Linked DNA regions of Homo sapiens: region 1 is linked to region 2. The links are chromatin loops, found by intact Hi-C in ENCODE. Cell type or tissue: PC-3. All regions are shown on one strand. Each heading gives the region's core, and the rest is flanking DNA. Links, peaks and the distances in the headings are about the cores only.

Region 1 (10,823 bases), core at 980-8,979, 66 kb before region 2:
CTTTCATTGCAACTTTAGTCTGATAACTATTTTTTTCCTTTCTGGAATATTCTAAATGGAATTCTGCCCCTTCTCATTGAACACTCCTATTTGATGTATATTGGAGCCTTTTGTACACTCTCTGTATCTCTTAAGGGCTCTTTTGTATTATATATTTTGGAATTTTGGCCTATATTTTGGGTAAAGTTTCTAACTTCTATCTTCAAATTTTCACTGATTCTGCATCTTGTTTGGAATTTATCCTATCTATGGATAAATTTTTATTTCAATTACTAGATTTTTGAATTGCAAATTTCTAATAATTTATTTTCTTCATCTATCTATTTAATGCTTTATTTCTGTCTTTACTCCCTAATTTATTCTTTATTTTTAAGCACTGTTATTTCTTAATGTGTTTCTTTTCAACATAAAGTCAATACTCATTATTTGTGTCACTTACGTTCTAGAAAATCACCATAAATGCTGAATTAGCAAATAATGAACCATTGCACTTAGGGAGAAATACAGTTCCTTCAAGTCTCTGGTCACAACATTTTAATTAACTGATCTGTAGATAACCTTATTTAATGTATGTTTCTTTTTAAACACTCCTTGTAGAGATTGTTGATTCATTAACATGAAACTCACATCCAACAGCACTGTAATTCAGGCCTGAAGGAAGCTTATCTAACACACACATTTTCTCCATAAGGCACATCACAGCTTTCTTGAGCTTGCAAACACTAGACAGTGCTTCAGCATATGCTTCGGGGCCATTTTAAACAATGAAATCACCAAAAAAGCACAAAAATAAACGTGAAAAACTTGACACTAAATAGACTGCCAAAAGGACACTTGTTTACAGTATGAGAGCTCAAACAGGAAGGCAGAGTGTCCCTTGTTCAACCACAGCTGGGAACATGTTCATTCAGCGACTCAAAGATTTAACTTTTCTTCACATGCCCATGAATGACCACAAATGTGCCATAAGTGTTGATTTGGGGGGTTACAAGCAAATTTTAGTAAGTAGACAATTCACAATTGCAAGCATCCATCAATAAAGAGGATTGACTTTATTAATTTTAAAGTCTTTGTCAAACTGTTTCACAGAATTTTATCTGGTGTGAACGTTAATTTTGTTGTCTTTCTTGGTATTATATATATATTTTTTTCCTATGTTTTGGAATTTTTATTTGCAGGCTCATTTTTAGTGAAAAGCTGTTTGTTTTCCTTTTGTTCTCCCTGTCTTTGTCTGTTCCAATGGTTTTATGATTATCTCCATACGGTTCACATGGCCCCCGGTCCAGAATCAGATACTGTACTAAAATTTTGGGTTTTAATCCATAATGAAGAAATTGCAAGTCTAGACCCAGAGGGAAAGTATGGCTTGGTAGAGTTTCAGTTCATGATATGGTATCTATGTCTATCAAACAGCCTCTTTTAGACACACAATTTCAGAGAAAACTCTCATTCTAGGCAACTGGCAACTGTCTTTTTTTTTTTTTTTTTTTTTATATATATATACAGCCGCTCTTCACAACAGAGAGCCTCCTCGAAACTCCTGACATCAAGTTTTCTACCTGGCTTAGGTCCTGCTTCTTCTGTGAAGGAAATTCAACCCTGGTATCCTACCAGAGTCAAGCTACTGCCAATCTTTGCTTTATTTCAGTCTTGGAGCCAAAAAGCCTATGAAATCAGCACTATTCACCATCTTGCATTTATTTTCCATTTTTGGTCCATGGACTTTTTCTCTTGCTTTTGAACCTGGCTATGCCACTGGTTTTATCATTTTATATTTAATCTGTGATTGTTGCTTGCTTGGAAAGGAGAGGATGAATAGATATTAAGATATTAATAGATTGCATAGATGTCCTCTGAGCTCTTCTGTTGTACTTTTGTAACTTACTCTGCATCAAATCCTATCTATATTTTTGTCTTTATTCTCTTCCTCCCTCCAATTTTAAAACATTTGAGAGTACAAAGTCTTACATACATTTTCTTATTTTCATTTGCTCCTAGAGCAATGCTTTGCATGTAGTCAAAAACGATCTGCTATAGTAAATTAAATGGTAATAAGAAAGTACACATCATTTTGCTCTAAGAAACATCTTCTTGGCAATTAGAATTGTACAGAATAGACATTTATTGGAGAATTTCTTACCTAGAAATAGCCACGTAAAATTTAGAAGACCTTATGAGATATCATAAAGCAGGTGTTTTCAAACTTTATTTTCGTTGCTGAATGATTATTTTTCTTCCAAAGAAATCTACATAGGATGCTAATAAATACAGCAGTTAAAAGCAGACTTGTTTTGAATGAAATAGGGGTGGTGTGCCTGGAAATCTGGCTGCTTGTCTTCATTGCCCAGTCACGAAGTCAAATATAAAAAGTAGCTTAAAAATAGTTTTTTCAAAATACTGTTCTATAAGAATTGACAGTTTTGTCTAAATTACTTCCAATATCTATAACAATTCAAAGTAAATAAATCCTAGTCATATTTTAATGGGAGAAAAAATAAAAAGGTATAAATTACACATTGTAAAACAGTGATATCTTTCTTTTAAAAATTTCTATTTGGGGAAGGAATAAGTTTTTTTGGTAATGAATATGCTGCTTGGGAAAGGGATGTTGGTATGTTGTTGGATACGGGTGTTAAAGAGCTATAAAGTATATTTACTCAGTGAAGATTCAAAGGAAAAGGAATCTAATAATGCTTTTTAATGAGAAGATCACTTGAGTCCAGGAGTTTGAGGTTATAGTGAGCTGTGATTGTACCCGTGCACCCCAGCCTGGGGGACAGGCAAGATCCTGTCTCTAAAAAAACCAATAATAATGAAAATAATAATGCCTCTTTAGCCTTCCCACTGTGATGACCATATTTCACTCAAAACTCTCAACTGAGTTGAAACCCAAACTAAACACTCTCCAACAGCCATATGTAGTTACTGCTCATAGCAAGATTATAAAGAAAAATATAGCCAAACCTCAAAGATAACCTCTTTAAGTTTCACAATTTCCTCTTAAAAGAAAGAGAATGTTTAAAATGCAAAGGAAAACATAAGAAGGACAAGACTGCTAGAATGATAGTACAAAAACTTGTTAACTAATTAAATAATGGCCCTTGCTTATAGTACCCAGCACAAAGTGATGTCTTGGAGGGAAAAACCTACAAGTTCATGCTGCTTGAGTTTCAGCACATCTTGGTGTTAATGAGAAGATTTGATGCTGCTTATCGTTTCTAGGCTTACAGAAACCAGGCTGAACACATGCAAGTATTTGCACGTTAGCAACCTAGGCATGGCAGCTTATTTGGTTTCATTCCGTAGGGCCTTGCCAAGGGATGAACTGCAGTAGTAATTTCTTTCTAAATTATTCTCAAATCCCTGCTTCAAGCTTCTATCTGGTTCACTAGAGGCCAGCATCCTTTTTATGAAATTCAGAAACTAGGACTTGAGAAAGTAAATTCTGAGGAGTATTGACTTAATAAATTTATATCCTCTTGACAGGCAGAGACGCTCAAAGGAGAGGGAATTAGAGATGTTTTCAGCAAGGATTCTTGGATTTGCTTTTTCTGCTGTATTTAATTTGCACATTAAAAATTCTCAGCAGTTCATATACTTCTAGCCTTGAAGAATTATAATTGCTATAATAGACTTGTTTGAATATCTCTTTTCTTAAAAAAAAAAGCATATGTTGTAAAAATGCTTGAGCCTTAAACTTTTTGGATCTCAGTTTTGCTGTTTACTAAATGAGAATTAGTCCAGATCACCCATATAGCTCCTGGTGTTATGGTGAAATGAGCATGTGCTTCGGCATTTACAAACCTGACAGGACCACTCCTTAGCTGTATAGCCTAAATAAGGCATTTCATGTCTTTAAATGTTCCAATTTCCTTATCTGTATAATTAAGGTAATGCCCAATTTTCAAGGTAGTGGTGAGAATTGAATGAGTTTGGGGCAAAAGGTCATAAGGTACCATGCCTGGCACAGGGCAGACAACCCAAATATACTAATTCTTCTCTAATTCTAACATTCTATGAGTCTATAACTTTGCCAGGTTCTCTCTGAGGTATGTAATCAGTCTTTATCTGTCATTTTCAATAACGGGGATTGTGGCAGAAAGAGATGAAAGCTGTCTGCCTAAGCTCGTGGAGCTAGCCAGGAGAGGGGACTCATATCAGCTTTTCTCAATCTAATAATTTTCAACCCTGTGGAAATGATGGTCTCATTCTTAATTCTCTTCATCAGTTGAAAGTTGAGCTGTTGAATGATTTTTCTTTTCTTCATACATGCATTTAGTCATCACTCTGTCATTAATAATAGGAGTTAGCTCTAGCTGAGTGGGTCTCAATATAACAACTGATCATGGCAATATTGAGGGAAATTACGGGTTGGCCAAGTAGGCATTCCTATTCATACTGAGTCAAGGAAAGTAGATGCTTGGCATTAGCCATCAATCCACAAGACAATAATATAGGTGATTGCTTGTCAGTCAGCATCACCCAAGTGAGCTGGAAGGTGTGACTCTTCAGGCCAGGAATGCCAGCTCATATCACTCAATGGTCATTTACAACTATTGCTAAACCCCGCTCTCGTGGTCTCCATGGGATGATGCTGGCTGAAAAAAAAAACTGTGATCAATTTAGGGGACAATATCTCCTATGGCCCTTTAAGTATACTAGAAAGATGCCATCAAACAGAAATCAGTTTTACTAATATATTCCCTTTCATATGTTCCCTAACAATTTGGAGTTTTTTATTATATCACCTTGAGTTATGAACAAGAGTGAAATTGTCCTTAGCCAAGGAATATAACTTTTCTGGAAGGAAATGTTTAATGCTGATGTGATACTGTGGGCTGTGGTTTCACTGGGCCCTGTTTCTTGTAAGAGTGTCACTCACTTAGCTTTTACCAAGGCAATGTGGAAGAAAGAACTAAAATTTGTTATTTCCCATGTATTTCCATTGTTGCACTGATTTCTATAAAGGAATACTATAACTGAGCATTACTATTATTTCCACTTCAAGATTGAGGAAACTGAGGCTACGAGAAGTTGAAGAGCTTGCCCCAAACCACAAAGTTAGTAAGTAACAGAGCCCCCAAGCCTGTATTCTTTCCACTGACGAGTGTTCATACCAGAACCCTCCCGAGAGAGTCAGAGTTGAAGCAGAGGATAAGAAATTGAGAACACATTAAGGAGAAGGGATAGGAGAGAGAATAAGGAGGAGTAAAATAAAGACATGTCAGAAAAAGCATTAAAAAAGAAATGTGTGCCACAGTCAGAAGAAGGCCGAGAGGAGAGGAAAAGCAGAAGGCCTAACTTACTGGGGCTGGGGGGCACCCAGTGAACTTGGCCAGCTGCCTGGCAGCAAGCACTGCAGGGAGATCTATAGCCACCAGATCCATCAAATGAAGGAATCTGTGAATCATTAAAAAAATGTTTATTTCTTTATGCCACAAATGATAAAACAGTTAGTCATAAAATATGAGGATTTTTTTTCCCAGAGTAATTGCTGCAAATATTTTCAACCATTACTCTGAATGTTCAGTGTTTAACTAGCGAAAAAGAAATGATGTGTTTTGAACCAAAGTCAACCTCCAGTTGTCCACATGGCATGCTGTACAATTGCATTTAGAGATTAATTTATTTGCAAGATACTGAAAGCTTATTTAGCCTTGATGTTATCACAGGGTGGATAGGGGCTCTGCCCTCAGAGAAACAATCAAAGTCACTCATCATTTCTCTTTTCAGAAACATTGTTTCCCTTTGTTATCTAATTTTAGCATTAAAAAAAAAAGCTGTGGGTCAAATCAGAGAAATTAGGATTTTTTGCAGATGTGTTGCCTAAAGAACATCCTTTTGTTCTAGCAACAGCAGTTCTTCTCAACTCCAAAAAGGAGAAACACACAAACCACAATGTCCTATAATGAGTTTAGTCACCATCCTACATTCATCTTGGCTTTACAGTAAGTTAGACTTCTTTTGGTGGATACTGATTTGTCCCCTGGGATATAATTCTGAGAATATACAGCAATTCCAATCAAGTATTTGGCCAAAGAACAGCCAAGCCATGATAGTTGCCAGAGACCTGACTGTCCAGCCTAATAACTGGGCATTGTATAGAAAGTCTGTTTTTCTAGAGTTCGTCCAAAGGAAGGGCCATTATAAGCCTGCAGTTCTGCCGGAAATGAGGTCTAACATTCTCCTTCCAGAATACCTGGAACTTGTCACTTGGCAAAACAATCAGGAGAAATTACCCATGATGCCATAGAATAAGGCTGATCTTTGGAATTTCAAAGTGATCTAATTTTCAGTTTTTAAAAAATAATGTAGTCTTTCAGAAACAGTACTTTGTCAGAAGAGAGGAGGAAGTTGAAGAAAGGTAGTATACTAGTTGACTAGGGTTGCCATAAGAAAATACCACAGACTGGGTGAGCTAAACAACTGAAATTTATTTTTATGCAATTCTGGAGTCTAGGAGGCCAACATCAGGGGTCTGCAAGGTTGGTTTCTACTGAGGGCTCTCTCCTTGGCTTGTGGAAGGCAGCCTTCTTCTGTGTCTTCACATGTCTTCTCTCTGTGTGTCTGCATCCTAATATCTTCTTTAAAGACCACCAGTCATACTGATTTAGGGCCCACCTTAATGACCTTATTTTAACTTAATTACATCTTTAAAGACCACAACTCCAAATATAGTTAGATTTTGAGGTATGGGAGTTTAGGATTCCAACACATAATGGAATGAGGACATAATTCAAAACATAACAGGTAATGAGGAAGAGTAGAGCCAACATGACTGAGTCAGGTACCAGGCTGAGTGCATTTTAGACATTTTCTCACATAATCCTCAGCAGAACTCTGGGAGGTGGTATTTTTTTTCTTTGTTTCAAAAACAAATAAAAACTCAATTATGTATAAAATGTTTTCTCCCAACCTCATCTTCTTTTGTTTTGTATTTTCTTTAAAATTATACTACAAATACAGGAATATGTGTTCATTATAAAAAATTAAAACACTATAAAAGCATATAGAATAAAAAATGAAAGTCCCCCTAACTTATTCAGTCCCTCCCTGCTCTGTATTAGGTGATCAGTTGGATGTGTGTCCTTCAATGCCTTGGGATGGTGCCACACAACCAGACACATTTCATTCTGGGGATTATTAAAAACTGAGATCATACTATAGGTTATTACTCCACAATTTGCTTTTTTAAACTTTTAACAAGATAATTTGGAAGAACTCACAGGTTTGTACAAATAGATCCACCTTAATCTTTTTAATGACTGTATAGCATTCCATGCTATGAGCATATCACACCTTATTTAACCAGCCATCCTCCATTTGTTTCCAATTTTAAAATTACCATTAACATTGTATTAACATTTTCTGTTTGTACATATATTAGAACGATATTTTTATATGCAAGAAAACTGAGACTGAGAGAGGTTAATAAACGCGTTTGAAAGCACATAACTGGTAAGTGGCAGCTCAGGATTCAAGAGGGCCCATGTTCTTTCTGCTACATAACACTGCTTTAAGTCCTCATTATCCATGGGATTGAAAAAGTGAAAAATAGATCCTTTAAATTACTCTCCACACTCCTCCCACCCATAAATTTTTTTTTTTTTTCTTTGAGATGGAGTTTTGCTCTTGTTGCCCAGTCTGGAGTGCAATGACACGATCTCAGCTCACTGCGACCTCCACCTCCTGGTTTCACGCGATTCTCCTGCTTCAGCCTCCCGAGTAGCTGGGATTACAGGTGCCCACCACAACATCAAGATAATTTTTATATTTTTAGTAGAGACGGTGTTTCACCATGTTGACCAGGCTGGTCTTAACTCCTGACCTCAGGTGATCTGCCTGCCTCGGCCTCCCAAAGTGCCGGGATTACAGGCATGAGCCACTGCGCCTGCCACTCATACATCGTAATAGCCTTTTAGAGACTGTCCAAATGCAGAATGCATGCAGACTCTGAAAGATAGGAGAGCCTGCTCCCAATTTTGTTGTATCAGTGTACAAATCAAGCCTTCATCAAGTGACTTAGAAAAGACATGTCCCATCTGACTTTAACATGAGAGCAATGTCTATCTTAGGGGAGGTTATATAGTATGAGGGAAATTTCTGTTTTTCAGCTGGGTAGGTCAGGAAAGATTGAAGCATGGATGGGTCTGGGGAGAAGTATATTTCTTTGGTCCACTACTGGAGAGAGTGCGTCTGTGGCAGGGTGAAGCAGCAGCCAGGTTCTTGGAGGCCCTCTCTAGTAGGTGGGGGATTTGGCACATTTATTAGGAAGAAATCAACGTTCCTGCAATTAGAATTTCTTTCTCACTTAAGAGTCTTCCTACCTGAGGTTAAGAAATCCCTCTCCTGCCTTGGATATATTTCACCTGAGACTGGCAGACCGGGCCTGGGAGAAGAGAAATGCACAGAAGGGGTAGATAGAGTCACCAAGTTTTCTTTCAGCCTTCTGCTCTTCCAAAGCTCATCACTCTGAGTGAGGGGCTAAGAATGTCCCTTATGAAATAACATGTGGGGCTAAGTTCAGGCTCTTCAGCATAGATAAATATCCCACTTCTTTCCCCACAATATACCTTGTACTGCACCTGATAAAATGACCCACAGGCCCCCAAATAAGCTGGGCTCCTTCATGCCTCACCTTCCAAACATACTAAGGACATTTAAATGTCAACTCAGAGAGAATTTCCTGACCACCTCAGGTAGAGCAACCCTCCATCCCTGTGTCACTCTCCATCCCATTACTCTGCTTTATTTCTTTCATAATCATTCACTATCGCTTCTCGGCCTTTTGGCTAAGATCAAGTGTAGCATAATCATTCACTATATGAAACTGTCCTCTTTTAAAACTTTATCATCTGCATCTCACACTATAATATAAGCTTCATAAGAACAGGGGCATTATCTTTCTCTGTTAATATTATACGCCAGTGCCTAGAAAAAGTGCCTGAGACCTGGTAAATCCCAGTGGATATTGTTGACTCTACTTCCATTTTTCAGAAAACTAACTCTCCCTCTCTCTTTCTCTTTCTCATTGCAGCCTGAAAAAATCCCTTTCATCTTTTAAAGCTCAGCTCAACTGTCACCTTATTTAGAATGTCATGCATTTTTTTATTCATCCTATGTGTTGAATGACTACAGTGAGTTGGATCAGAGGCTCTTAATTTCTGTTTACAGCACCATTAATGTCTGGGTGAGTTTTTTGTGGTACTTCTAGGCCGGCCAACAGGAATACCAAACAATTCCATTTATTAAGCAGTTAGGTCCAAGCAACTTAATATATATTTGTGTCCTGATGATTTAATAGCCATTTGAAAAAACAATGCATATAACTTGAGAGAAAAGTACTATTTTACTTCATTCATAAATAACATTTATTTATTAATGGGATGTGTGTGCCTGTACTACATCCCAAAGCCTGGAATCAGATTGGACAATCCTCATTCTTGTTTCCTATTCCATGTTGTTTTTCTCACAGTACTTGCTTTTTATCAAAGCAAACCCAGCTTTACGAAGATGAGATGTCATAGAAAGGAATACAGCATGATCAAATAGTTCAAAGAGTGTTCAACATATGTTAAGTCTTGATATGTTTCCCTTGAATATTCAAAATAACCTGAGGCAGTTCTGTGAGTTTTCTGCGTTTCCAGGTTCACAGTGCAAGAGGCATGGTGTCAGACACTGAATGCCAGACCCTGAGTATGCAGCGGTGAAAGAATCAGACATGGTCCTTCCATGACTTAGCACTTTGTTCTTACCTCCATACTGATAGCGTGCGTCATACTTTATTTAGTTTTGTGTTTGTGTATTTGTCTTTTCTCCTAGCCTCTGACTTCCCCCAAGGGCAGGCTGCCTATCTCTTTATTGATGGTGGCAACTCCTGATATCCCTAGTACAGAACAGGAGTTGGGTGTTCAATAAATGCTGTTTTAAAACTGATTGATCAAGAGAATGAATAAGCGAATAAGCAAAAAATAAATGGCCCTGGCAAGTAGCATCATGCCTTATTTTCAACTGCTAGAATAATAAGGACTAGAGTATGGGAAAGTTTAGTAGCCTACTTCCCATCTTAGAGTGGCTCTTGGCTGGAAAGAGCCAAGCGTTGGCTGGAAAGAGTTGGCTCACTGACCAACTCTTGCAGTTGTTATTATTTACTAGAGCATCTCTCTAGACTTCAGGGGTATTTCTCTGGTCTGAATGTTGTTTCAACAGTTTCTTTCAAATTCTGACCAAGGAAGACCTGTAGCAGCGTCATTGTTTCTTCCATATGTTCCATTTGATCCTTGACATAAAGCACCAAGTGTTTCCTGACTTTGTGATATACAAAGGCCTTATGAGAAAAATAGACAAATAGACCAAATGGGAATTTACCTTACGCCCACTGTTAATAACCACATGAACAACTCTGTGAATGCCATGAATTTTCACAACCTCAACGAGAATCACCAGTCAAGATGGATGGTCAATTGTACAGCAAGGATGAGAACTTTGCTTCCACTCTCCACATTGACTCTCTTTGCTCTGACTCTACTTTATCCCTTGCTATGAATCTTTTCACTATAGTCATGCCAGTTACTAAACTAGCATAGACATCTTCATTAATCTGCATTCAGATCCAAATCTAGTATAGCCCAGATATGATACTTCTTAAGAATTATAGAATTTCAGAGGTGGACGGGACCTTTGAGGTCATTCATTTCAAATCTCTCACTGTTTGAGTGTAGAAACTGAGGCTCAAAGAAATTATAAACTTGCCATGATCATTCTGTTCTCTCTGGCTATAATGCCGCGGCCTTTGCCTCCTGTTTCACACAACAATGCTGGAG
Region 2 (10,823 bases), core at 921-8,920:
ATAACAGTAATTTCAAAGCATGTTTGTTATCTCAGACCAGTTACAAGCCCCAAATAAGAACTAAAAGTGTGTAGTATATCAGGGAAATTATATTAGGTCTCAGTGACAAATGGTTATAACAGCTAGAAAAAAAGAACCGGCTAGTTCTGAAAACGTTCCCACCAAATCTCACTTAAGCACACCTGAACAGTAGGAGTTCTTATTGTTTCCATTAATCTTTTTCATTCCTAGTTGTATTGATGAAGTACAATATTCTAACAATACTCATACAGACTTCAAATGGTGACTGAGATTACAGCCAGCAAAGGAGGCTGAGAAATCAGATACCCTACCATACCTTACTATGGGAACAAAGTGAGGTATATTTATTTTATTGGACAGTTTGAATTTATTATAGGTTGCTCACAATTTCCTGTCTCATTTCTGTAGTGCTCTTGGAATTTATGTCAGGATGTCTTAGGTTATCACGCTCTTTTCATCCCAACATTTATGCCAACAAACTGAATTGACTTAGAGAAAGTCCCTGGACAAAAATTGAAGGGGAAAATACCCAAAGCTTTAGCTGGAGAATGGCAGAAGCTTTGGAAAAAAATCTGAAAAAGCAATGAAGATGAAAATGGAAACTCCGTGAAAATTAATGTAGTGTAGAATTGGCAAACATACCACTTATTTCTTTAAACAAATAGAAGAAAGAACCCGCTTATGAGGTGCACCCAAATAATTCACAGGTGGTGAAACTATTAGAGTCCGGCAATTTCTTGCCTCAGAAGTGGAATAAATCTCCTGTATTATAAACGGCATATGTTCATGCACGTGATTTTTCTGCTATTCCCTTTCTTTCAACTATCCTACTTTTGATGCACAAGGTCATCTTGGTCTTATTGTAATTAATTTATTTTAATAAGAACTTTAGGTATAATTCTAATGAGGATGGGAGATACAACCTCATATAGTAATTGCACTGACAGAAATATAATTCCAAATGGAATCTATTTGTTTTTTGCGTGGATTTTGGTTGTTGCCAAGAAAGCACAATGTAGTGGAAACTATGTACAGATTGTAATCTGGCAGCAGGTTCCCCAGTGATAGTGGGGCAGATGAAAACTCTCTAGACATTGGTCACACATAATGGTAATTCTCACAAAGATAACCATTTATCTTGAAAATAGTTTTTCCCTAAAGAATATTAACTAAAAAATTGTTCCAGTGTGTTCTGTTGCACAAATTGAGACTATAAACTATAGAAACAGTAAAAATAACTTTTCATGTTCAGAGTCAAATAGTGATTGATAATTTGAAAATAACACATTCATAATCTATGGAAAGCCATAATTTACATTTACACAGGGATAAAAGGATTAAACAAACAGCGTCTAAGCAGGTGCAGAGAGTTATTTACAAGATGAACCAGCTTGTGGGGAAATTGAAAATAATAATGTCCATCACAGAACTGTTGCCTACAGAAGAGTTGTGTTTTGAAAAATTAAAAAAAAAAAAAACTCTTGACAACAAAATGTCCAACACACTTCCAAGCTCTTCACTGTAGAGATTGTGACTTAATCTCCGTAGCTGGGATTATAGATGCCTGCCACCATGCCCAGCTAATTTTTGTATTTTTAGTAGAGATGGGGTTTCACCATGTTGGCCAGGCTGGTCTCGAACTCCTGACCTCAGGTGATCCACCCTCCTCGGCCTCCCAGAGTGCTGGGATTACAGATGTGAGCCACTGCACCCAGCCTAAAACCACTGTTCTTTCATGGCACTCAGACACCTCCAAGAAAAATGTGTTAAAGATTGTTTGAAACTAGGGATATTCAAGAAGTGTGGTTTACTTTATATATCGCTGTACAAAACATTTGTTTACTTTGCCTTTGTGAGTCTGTTCCCTCTCTGTGAATTGTTCACTCTGATTTTCTGACATTCTGCCCTTGGAGCAGTTTCAGTGTTGCACCCTGGTTTCAGCTTCTCAGCATCTTTTTCTGTTATATTCGCCTTCCCCTTGGATCTGTGTGCTTCTATGTTCTTGGCCTCACTGTTTGATCCCACTCTGTCCCAGGAGATTTCAACTGTTTCACCACAGCCTTGCCTCTTTGGTTTTCTTTCCTCATTTTCTACCACTCCCTCATCCACTTCCAGATTCTATGTTTTAAAAATGGACCCATTTTCCTATTTTCCCTGTAGTACTGACACATACCCCCAACTACTTATCACACTTCAGGTATGCAGTAAATTGCAAACCGCAAAGATCAAACCACCATTAGAATGATGTGGCATCTTGTTAGTTCTCTTTTCCCATATAATAAATGGAAAACGGTATTAGTACTTACTTATGAGTAAGTACTGGCATGTATAGCATCTAAATTTGAAGCATATGTTATTTCTTAAAAGTTTTCAGCATAACAAACAACACCTTTCCCAAAATTTCAGGGTTTTCACACAACAAAGTTTGTTTCTTGCTCATGGTTAAATGAATGTTCACAGTGTAAGTCTGTGAGAGTGACACTGAGGGGCTGTGCTCCATGTAGTCATTCAGGGACCTAGACTTCCACTTGGTGGCTTTGCCATTCCTTAGAGTCATGAAGTTTTTTCTAGTGGATTCTCTGCATCCAGCAGGTGGGTAAAGAGAGAGTGTTTGATGCTTGGAGGATCACATAGGCTGAGGGATCAGGCCTACAAGTGCCATATAGTACTTCTAGCTATTTTTCACTGATGAGAACTCAATTACATAGTACCATCCAGTCACAGGGAAGGCTGGCAAATACAGTTTATCATTGTGCCCAGTAGCAAGAAGAAACAGGTTTTAGTGAATCCACAGCATTGTCTCTGCTAACATGAGAGTTTATTTTAAGTACCTTCAAGTTTTACAAAACTGTGACTAATGTAAGTATCGTTTTCTTCCTGAGGACAAGTTTTGAAAAAGGAAAAATATTTGAGAACTAAATGGATAAAAAATATATGAAACATCCAAAATGATTCATTCTAATTAACAAGAGCAAAAGGGGTTAATTGTTGTTCAGTGTGTGGCTACGTATATTTAAAAGACAGAGAAAGGAATACAGAATATATACCTCTTTTGCGTTTCTTAGCGTTGATGACTTGGTCTTACCAAAACCAGAAATAGTGAAACGCTTCACATGTAAAATGAATGCTGACATTTTTCCTTCCTACTTGTACTTTTCCCTGTTTTCACCTTTTCTTGCCAAGTCATTCTTATTTTTCCATTTATTTATTCATTCACCCACGTTTATTGAGATCAAATTACCAGGCATTCTGAAAGAGGCAGGAGGAACAAGTCACACCTTCTGCTGTCCCCCACAGCTTTGTGGGACAGAAAGAAGTGTAAGATAAGTAAGAGATGGGCGATGGCACAGATAAATGCAAAGTAGCCCAAGAACTATAAAAATTACATATAAAATATTTTAGAGATTACAATGAATTATTTATGCCTTCTGACAAGCAATTACTAAGCGCTGACTGTACACATAGCTATATATGGGTAGAATTTGGGATGGGGCTATTTGAACACAGAAATTATGGTATTTCTCCTAATAAAGGTTACAATTACTTCATGAGATAAAATATATTTCTCTAATCAAAATAAAGAATGCTTGTGGATACAGCAAAACTTTTTAATGGATTTATGAATACTGAGTTTCTTGGGAAAGACAATAAACAAAAAGCCTGAGGTCACTGTTGGCTGCAGATTACAGCCATTGGGCATCTTCTTGACGTGGCCAGAAAACTTAACTAACTGCCCTCCATGCTGGGTGCTCCAGTTAACAGAGTCCCTGAGAGGCAAAACAGAACAGTTAAGCTTTATTCAATGTAGGTTTTAATCTTGAAGTTCGGGAATTGGGGAGATTTAGTCATTTATTTTTGAGCTCATGGAAAGAAGGGGTTGATAGCAACAGCTTACCCCAGTTAGCAGGCAGGCTCCCCACACAGCTGTGCTGGCCTATTTCAATTAGGATCCTTTAGGACTTACATCACCTCTGGTATGCCAGTCCTAAGCCGCTCATGAGCCAGTACTGCCAATCAAGCCAAAATTCAACCACATGGTATGGTTTTTATGATGTAGACAGAAAATGACACGCACTTGTCTCATTCTGGTGAAAACACAAAGTTTGAAGCCAGCTCTCTAAAAGAAGAAAGTTAGTAACAATGACAAGACTGTAAAACTTGATTTAGACACATTTTCCTGTGATTATCTCAATACAGTTAACCAGTAGGTTATTCATGGTGATTGAAGGAATGCTCTCACTCAAGAAAAGGCTCCGGTCCTTATGCTACGAAGAGGTCACTTCTGGGTCACTCTACTCATGAGACCACAGAAACAGTAGAATATGCTTACTGAGAGGAGGGCACAATTAAACTTACATAGCTGGACCTGAGAGCGTGTCATTCCTGGAAACTGGAAGATACATGAATTAAAAGCAGAGCTGTCACTTGACCAAAGAAACAGAACTACACATATGAATTTAAGAATCACTGAAAATATGAAGAATTAAAGAACCCTTCGATAGTCTCTGTAAGTCATTTTTTCTCTTCATTTAGTTCACAAACTGTATCTACACGGCACTCTACTAGGTGCTTCGGGAAAAGCAGAAATTCATAGGACCCAGTATTTTTCCTGGAAGAGTTTAAAATTATATTCTGAGTAAGCCATAATAAAGGGGAGAACCAAAACACCAGACCATGTCTCATGCTAATATAATCCCCAAGCAAAATACAGCCCAAGTAAACTAAGTTTTTAAAAAACATGAGTAACTTGTATAGAGTTAACGACACTTAACTGATAAAAATTGCAAACCCTAACTGTAATATTGTTAGTAGGATAGAATCAACTTAGGAGATGTGAATCTCCTAAGTTAGAGTAATAGCCTACTCCATGGTGTGTTAGAAGACTGCTTTCCAATTTATACATACATAATAGTAAATGGGCATCAACATGTATTAAAACATACAAATGCACAAATACATACATGCATTTATTTATTCATTCTCTTTGTCTCTCAAAAGACTTCAATTTCCATATGCTTTTTCAAGGAAAAACTTTCCTGGTGTAACAAGATTCTTCTGTAGTTCACTAGTGACCACTATTGGACACTCTTCCCTCAACTTATATGAAGCAACAGAAATGGTGTTATGTGAAAATAATAATGGGGGCCAGAAAGTGGTCCTGAACACACTGAAACACTAAAAACAGGAGCCTGAGTAAACAAAAATGTAGCTGGCCATGTCTAGACAAGAAACTTCACAAAAACATGAAGAAAGTGATTTTTAAATTTTAAATGCTTCATAGCGTTCTGTAGATCTATGCGAAAAGTCTTCAAGCTTGATTTAAAGACAATCTAGGTCTGAGAAAAAGAAATCTGTGTAGAGTGAACAATTATAGAAAAGTGCTTGTGCATGCACATGAACACACTGACATACATGCTGCTGGAACAGGCCGCGGTCTCCTGTAAATAAGGGACTTAACATTCATTCCACAAGCTAAGGGTGCTTCTCCCCATCCAAGATAGATCCACTTAGATAATAGTGGGAGAGAGTGCCAGAGGGACTGAAGGGAATGGGCTATTGTGTTTGACTAGTTGCCATGTATAAATTAGTACAGAGAAGAAAAAGAAATTCAACAGGAAAACACATGTACTTTATTATAATTCCTAGTGTTACTCTTGCAACTCTCACAATAGCAGGCAAAAGAGCTTAAAACCGTTTAAAAGAAACAAAAGGCAAATGCAAATTTGATTAAATGCCTTTCTGACAAGAAGTGATTTGACTTCAAGTGTAGATGGACACATATGTCAATGGCCGGTCATGGTTTTTGCCACATTCTTTTTGAGCTAAACAATTGGGACAAAGGAGAGAGAATAAATACGAGAAAGCAGAATGGGAGGATTGAGAAAATGGCATTATGTAGCTTAATTTCACCTGAATATCAAATGAAATCTCTTGATCAGTACTACTGTCCTACTGTGTCCAGAATATAAATTTATGATATAAGTTCTGTGCATGAAAATATGGGTGGTAACGTAAAATAGATTCAACACCCATCCTCTCAGAAATAAGTTCCAAGGGGAAAGGATTTTGACAGAATGAAGGCTGAACAACCTTCAATATTTGTACACACTCAAGAACCTAGTCATGATACAGATGATTCAGCTGTCAGTGAAATGAGGGATATTTTAATAAGGTAGAAACTGGGCTTGCCACAAAATAGACAGGATGTTTTCCAATTAAGTTACAGAGACCTTTAGAAATTGCCCCAAATAAGTCCAAGAATAGACAGAATCCTTGCAATGTGTAAATGAAAACAAAAACAAAAAAAAGACTATAGGAAAAACAAGCCCCTCAATTCAATTTCTCTATCAAGTTTGAAGGTTGAGCTGATGATGCCACACTTCTAGTTCTAAATCAAGTACACAACAGGCTAAAGGTCACAATCTCTTAAGCCAATAATTAAATTTAATGCTAAAGGGGGCAGTTAATGAGCAAGTTTAACAAGTGCTCATGATATTGTACATATCTTTAATGATCAAGATGATGCAGAAAGCCTAAATATCTGCAACAAAGGGTACAGACCAACCTGCACCACTGTTTTCATTGTTCTTAAATATTTACAACCACCATACGAAGCAAACATGTTCTATTCTCTCCATTATTTGACCTTTGGGTTCAAATGCAAGCTTATTTCATTGCCTGAAAAAACGGGTTTAAAATGTCTTATCTGTATGATTATTGTAAGGATTTATTGTAATGATTTTCAAACAACTAGCCACATTCAGACACAAAATACATGACAGCTATTACTAATGCTGTTATTGCTTGGCAAAGGGATGTATGTAAACATCAGTCAGTTCTTCCTTTTGTAGCATAACTCTCAGATTTCCACTTAATTTAAATGCAGGCATAAAACAAACCTAGGTTTGTTTTAATTTTATCTTTATAATACAATTATTGTAATTTAAATATGATATGTTTTAAGTCCTTCTGAAATAAGCATACATACCTTTTCATTCCACATAAGTCAAATTATATGCTCTAATACATATATGAATATTCAAGATATCACAGAGGGATATAATGCGTTTACCAAATGGATAGCAAAACAATCTATTCCTGAATGGGAAAGTTTTACTAAAGTATAATGAGATCATACTTCCATATGAAAATATCAAAAAAGTAATGTATACTGGTAATTTGCTTTATGATGCAATATAATGGGAAAATAACACACACTTAAAAAAATCACAAAGAAGGAAAGATGAGACAAACTAATGGTGTATACAAGTAACACATCCCATATGGAAAAAATGAGACACCTTTCATAAATCGCTTGCTCCACAAGTCATAAAGCATACCTAAACATTCTGTTCTTTGTATTTTTCAGAACAGCTAAAACTTATAGTTCATTCATGCTTGAAATGTAGTTTACCTTTAAATTTCTATGAAAAATTAAAAATTTATTTCTATATTTATAGCACTTGCAATGCAGCATTATAATTTCTTAGCTACAATGATGCAAATCATTAAGAAGTGGGAATGTATAAAATATTGAATCACTGTCTGATTACTCTATTTGATGAATCTCCTGGACTTTTTCAGTTTGTACCAAATGGCTTTCTTCCCTACTTCAAAATTATAGCGCAGATCAGATTTGTCAGAATATAATCAGAACAAACATTCCTTCCCCATCAAGGAATCAATGCAACCTATTCATTTGCTACATTTTTACCTTGTTCTCTTCCTGCCTTGTTACCTTCTGAGGAAGTTCTGGCATGTTATAAATGTGACAGGAAAAACTACAATCACATTTGTTTGGATCAGTGTGTGCAAATTTTGGAATCAAACCTTCAGATGAGGTTTACTAAGCTGCCTGCCCAGAACACTCTGGTTTAAAAAATGTGCATTGCTATTAATATTTTGAGTGTAGATTTATTTTGGACAGTAAATGTTCATTTTCTGCCCATAAAACCAAGTATGAGTCACAACGGAACATTTACTTCGAGTCAAAAATGCAATGTGTACTGACGTTCAAGAGCAGAGCATCTTATCACTATGACTGTGGCAATCAGCCGTACTAAAAGTCACCATTCCTTTTTCTTCTTTAAAAGTAAATTTGAGATCAAAGGCCATAATCCTCAATTCATAAATCCTAGCATTAACTTCTATCCATAAATGACTTGCAGTAATTAAGAGCCATAATCTGGGTTGGCTGCAAAGAGGCTCTCATTCCCCTCTTTACCTGGTTCCATAGTACATGTGCATAGATGGAAAGTAATTCATTAAAGGCGGTACGGGCAAGCTCTGCAAAGCCTATCCATCAAAAAATTCCAGGAACACCACAGTGAGTGAGTTTAATTTCAGGATGTCTGTTATCCAAATTCCAAGCATACACACCACCATATATACAGTCCTCAGCTCCCAAACTCCATGCAGTATGTCCCAAAGTTCATGTCTCAGTATCAGTATTACTGTATAGCAGTAACTAATTCCAGAAAGTCTTGCAGACTTTATCTTGCTTGGGAAGTTGAGGTTAAAAGTTCTAGAAGGAGTATTCTCTCTTTGTAATCGTGTAAATTATTTTACCTGGAGTTTTAAGATAAAGACACACACACACACACAAACACACATACACACACACACCCCCAACAGCACCCAGACTCAATGGCAATAGCAATGCATTGAAATGAAAAGGCATTTACCAGGAGCAGGAAAGCCAGAAAGAGGAGCAGTGTGCCAGGAGTTGCCCGACGGCAGCATTCCATGCTTGGATCCTTGCCGGAATCAGAATCGGACACTGAATAAGCTGCTAAGTGCTCCTCTGCCTGCTGTCACATCCAGTACTGGTGCTAACACTCCAGTCCTGCCTATCAGCTTCCATCAGCCCCTCTCACATTTCCTGACCGAGGGGTGGGTGGGTGGATGGGTGGGGGGTAAGCTGAATGGAATCTCTCTCGGAGCAGGCAGCCAGCCAATCAGGCTCCTGCTAATCAGACATGCTGAATAACAAAGCCAGGAGGACAGAGAAAGTGTAACGGTGCGAGCAAAAAAGGGGGAAAAGGACGAAAAAGAAAGGCGAGCGAGCAGCAGAGCGAGAAGGGAAATGCAAAAGATGCAGAATTGCAAAAGATGAAGCCAAGCACTGTGCTTCCCATGGACCTGGTTAGTTCTTTGTGAGATGCATTTCTATTTGCCATTTGCCTGTGCTGATGTCTGTTGCTTTGTAAAGTACAGTAGCTCCCTGTGACTGTGTATTGTTCCATTCAGGAGAGAAACTTAATCCCTGTCAATATATAACATATGCCATAAAGGGAAAGAACCATAGACAAAAACCGACTTAATGTGCCCTGTAAATGTGTTCTGTACAACTGTTTTATTTCGCCTCCATAAAGTTCCTCTTTACTTTCTCTCTTGACTTGCAAAATAAATACTCTATACATTTTCTGAAGGTTCCTCACTAAGCCTAAACAGTGGCATAAGTTATTTTGTGTTATTAAGGACTTAATTTGGGGGGAAAAAAACAAAGCAAGTTGCTTCTCTGTAAAGTGACAATTGAAGGCATTTAAGATTTGCTAATTGTAAAGGCACAATTAGAAACTTAGATCCCCCAGTTTAAAAAGAAACCCTCAACAAAGACTCCAGGATGAGTGGGGCTGAAATTTGGGGTTGAGGAGCAGCCTGGTTTTGATGCACTGCCAACTCTCAACTATCTATTTTAGCCACGGGAGAGAAAGAAAGGATGAATTAAATCCTCAGTTAATCCCCAAACCTTCTTTTAACCAAGTTTCAGCTTCCTCCGCACCTCACCCACGTCCTTTATCAGAGCTGTTATAATGCAGAAAAGGCTGAACTGAGTTTTACCTCATTTTTCCATCCACTATTGCAAGAGGGTTGGATGGGATGACCTTGGAGGCCAGTCCAGCCCTGAAGGAAGTGCTAATGAGCAGTGAAATGACGACAAGGCCAGCAACAGCAACGAGAAGGTCAGGAAGCTTCTGAAGCTGCTTAATCCACCAGCAAGGGAGATTTGACTCTACTAGAGGAAGGTTTTATTACAGTTTTAGAAAAGTGTCAAATGTCAAACAAGGATGTATTTCCCCTTATCTGCAAAGGAAATCATTGAGTTTTGAAAGAATAAAAGAGCAGCCCTGGCCTTACATTGCCATAGGTGTGTCATCAGGACGTTTTCCCTTTTCAGATCTCCTGATAGCCCAGAAATATATGCAGTGGAGGTACAAGACATTTAGAATTAATGTTCTTTCCTTTCATTATTAAAAAATACTGACAAGAGGTATGAAACACACGAATATGGAAAACCTGATCAAGCCATAATGGGCATGTGAATACAGGCAGGTCTGCCTATGTACATACCTGCTGCGTTGCTTTTCAAAAAGGTGAAGAAAAGCAGGTTGTTCAACTTTAGGTTACCTACTTCATATGGTATATCAATTAAAGAGAGAGAAACTTTAAAAATCCTATTTTCATGCTGTTAGGAAAGTCAAGGTCATACAAAGATTATCCTTTGTTCTCAATATTAAGTATGTGGACCTAGAAAAATGGACAGTACAAATCCATAACAAAGAGAGCCCATTCTTGAAATATGCTTTTCCCTTTTAGAAAGATTTGTTTTACAAATCTCTCAAAAACTAGCTAATGCTCATAAGCTAAAGCGTATTCACAAGTAGATGTAAAAATGCTTAACTTTGTCTTTCCACTATTGTTTTTGTCTGAAATCCTCATCACATTAAAGAAAGGTGATTGATTGAAATAAACTTTCATTCATAAAGCTATGTTACATGTGTCTCTCTGTTACACACCAG

The links. A loop is a pair of places that touch in the nucleus more often than their neighbours do. Peaks named below come from ENCODE experiments on the same cell type or tissue, not always from the same donor. Only the 100,000 strongest peaks of a DNase experiment are listed, where the experiment ranks them.
Region 1: a loop joins it to region 2, with 2.3 times the contacts of the local background. A loop is called at or near these places in 3 of 110 quality-filtered maps.

Annotation. Positions count from the first base shown.
Region 1 is chr9:18,538,303-18,549,125 of GRCh38, reverse strand. All of the region lies in intron 3 of ADAMTSL1 (ADAMTS like 1), which reads right to left. Among named protein-coding and RNA genes, the nearest start is that of MIR3152, 30 kb to the left of the region's middle. In PC-3, for the core only: no CTCF peak of the experiment used is centred there; DNase peaks (open chromatin) are centred at 4,445 and 5,435; H3K27ac peaks cover 3,359 bases.
Region 2 is chr9:18,472,178-18,483,000 of GRCh38, reverse strand. ADAMTSL1 (ADAMTS like 1) reads right to left here and starts at 8,848. Exons shown (of 29, transcript NM_001040272.6): 1 at 8,706-8,848. The coding sequence starts at 8,768. In PC-3, for the core only: no CTCF peak of the experiment used is centred there; DNase peaks (open chromatin) are centred at 2,240, 3,310 and 4,050; H3K4me3 peaks cover 432 bases; H3K27ac peaks cover 5,422 bases.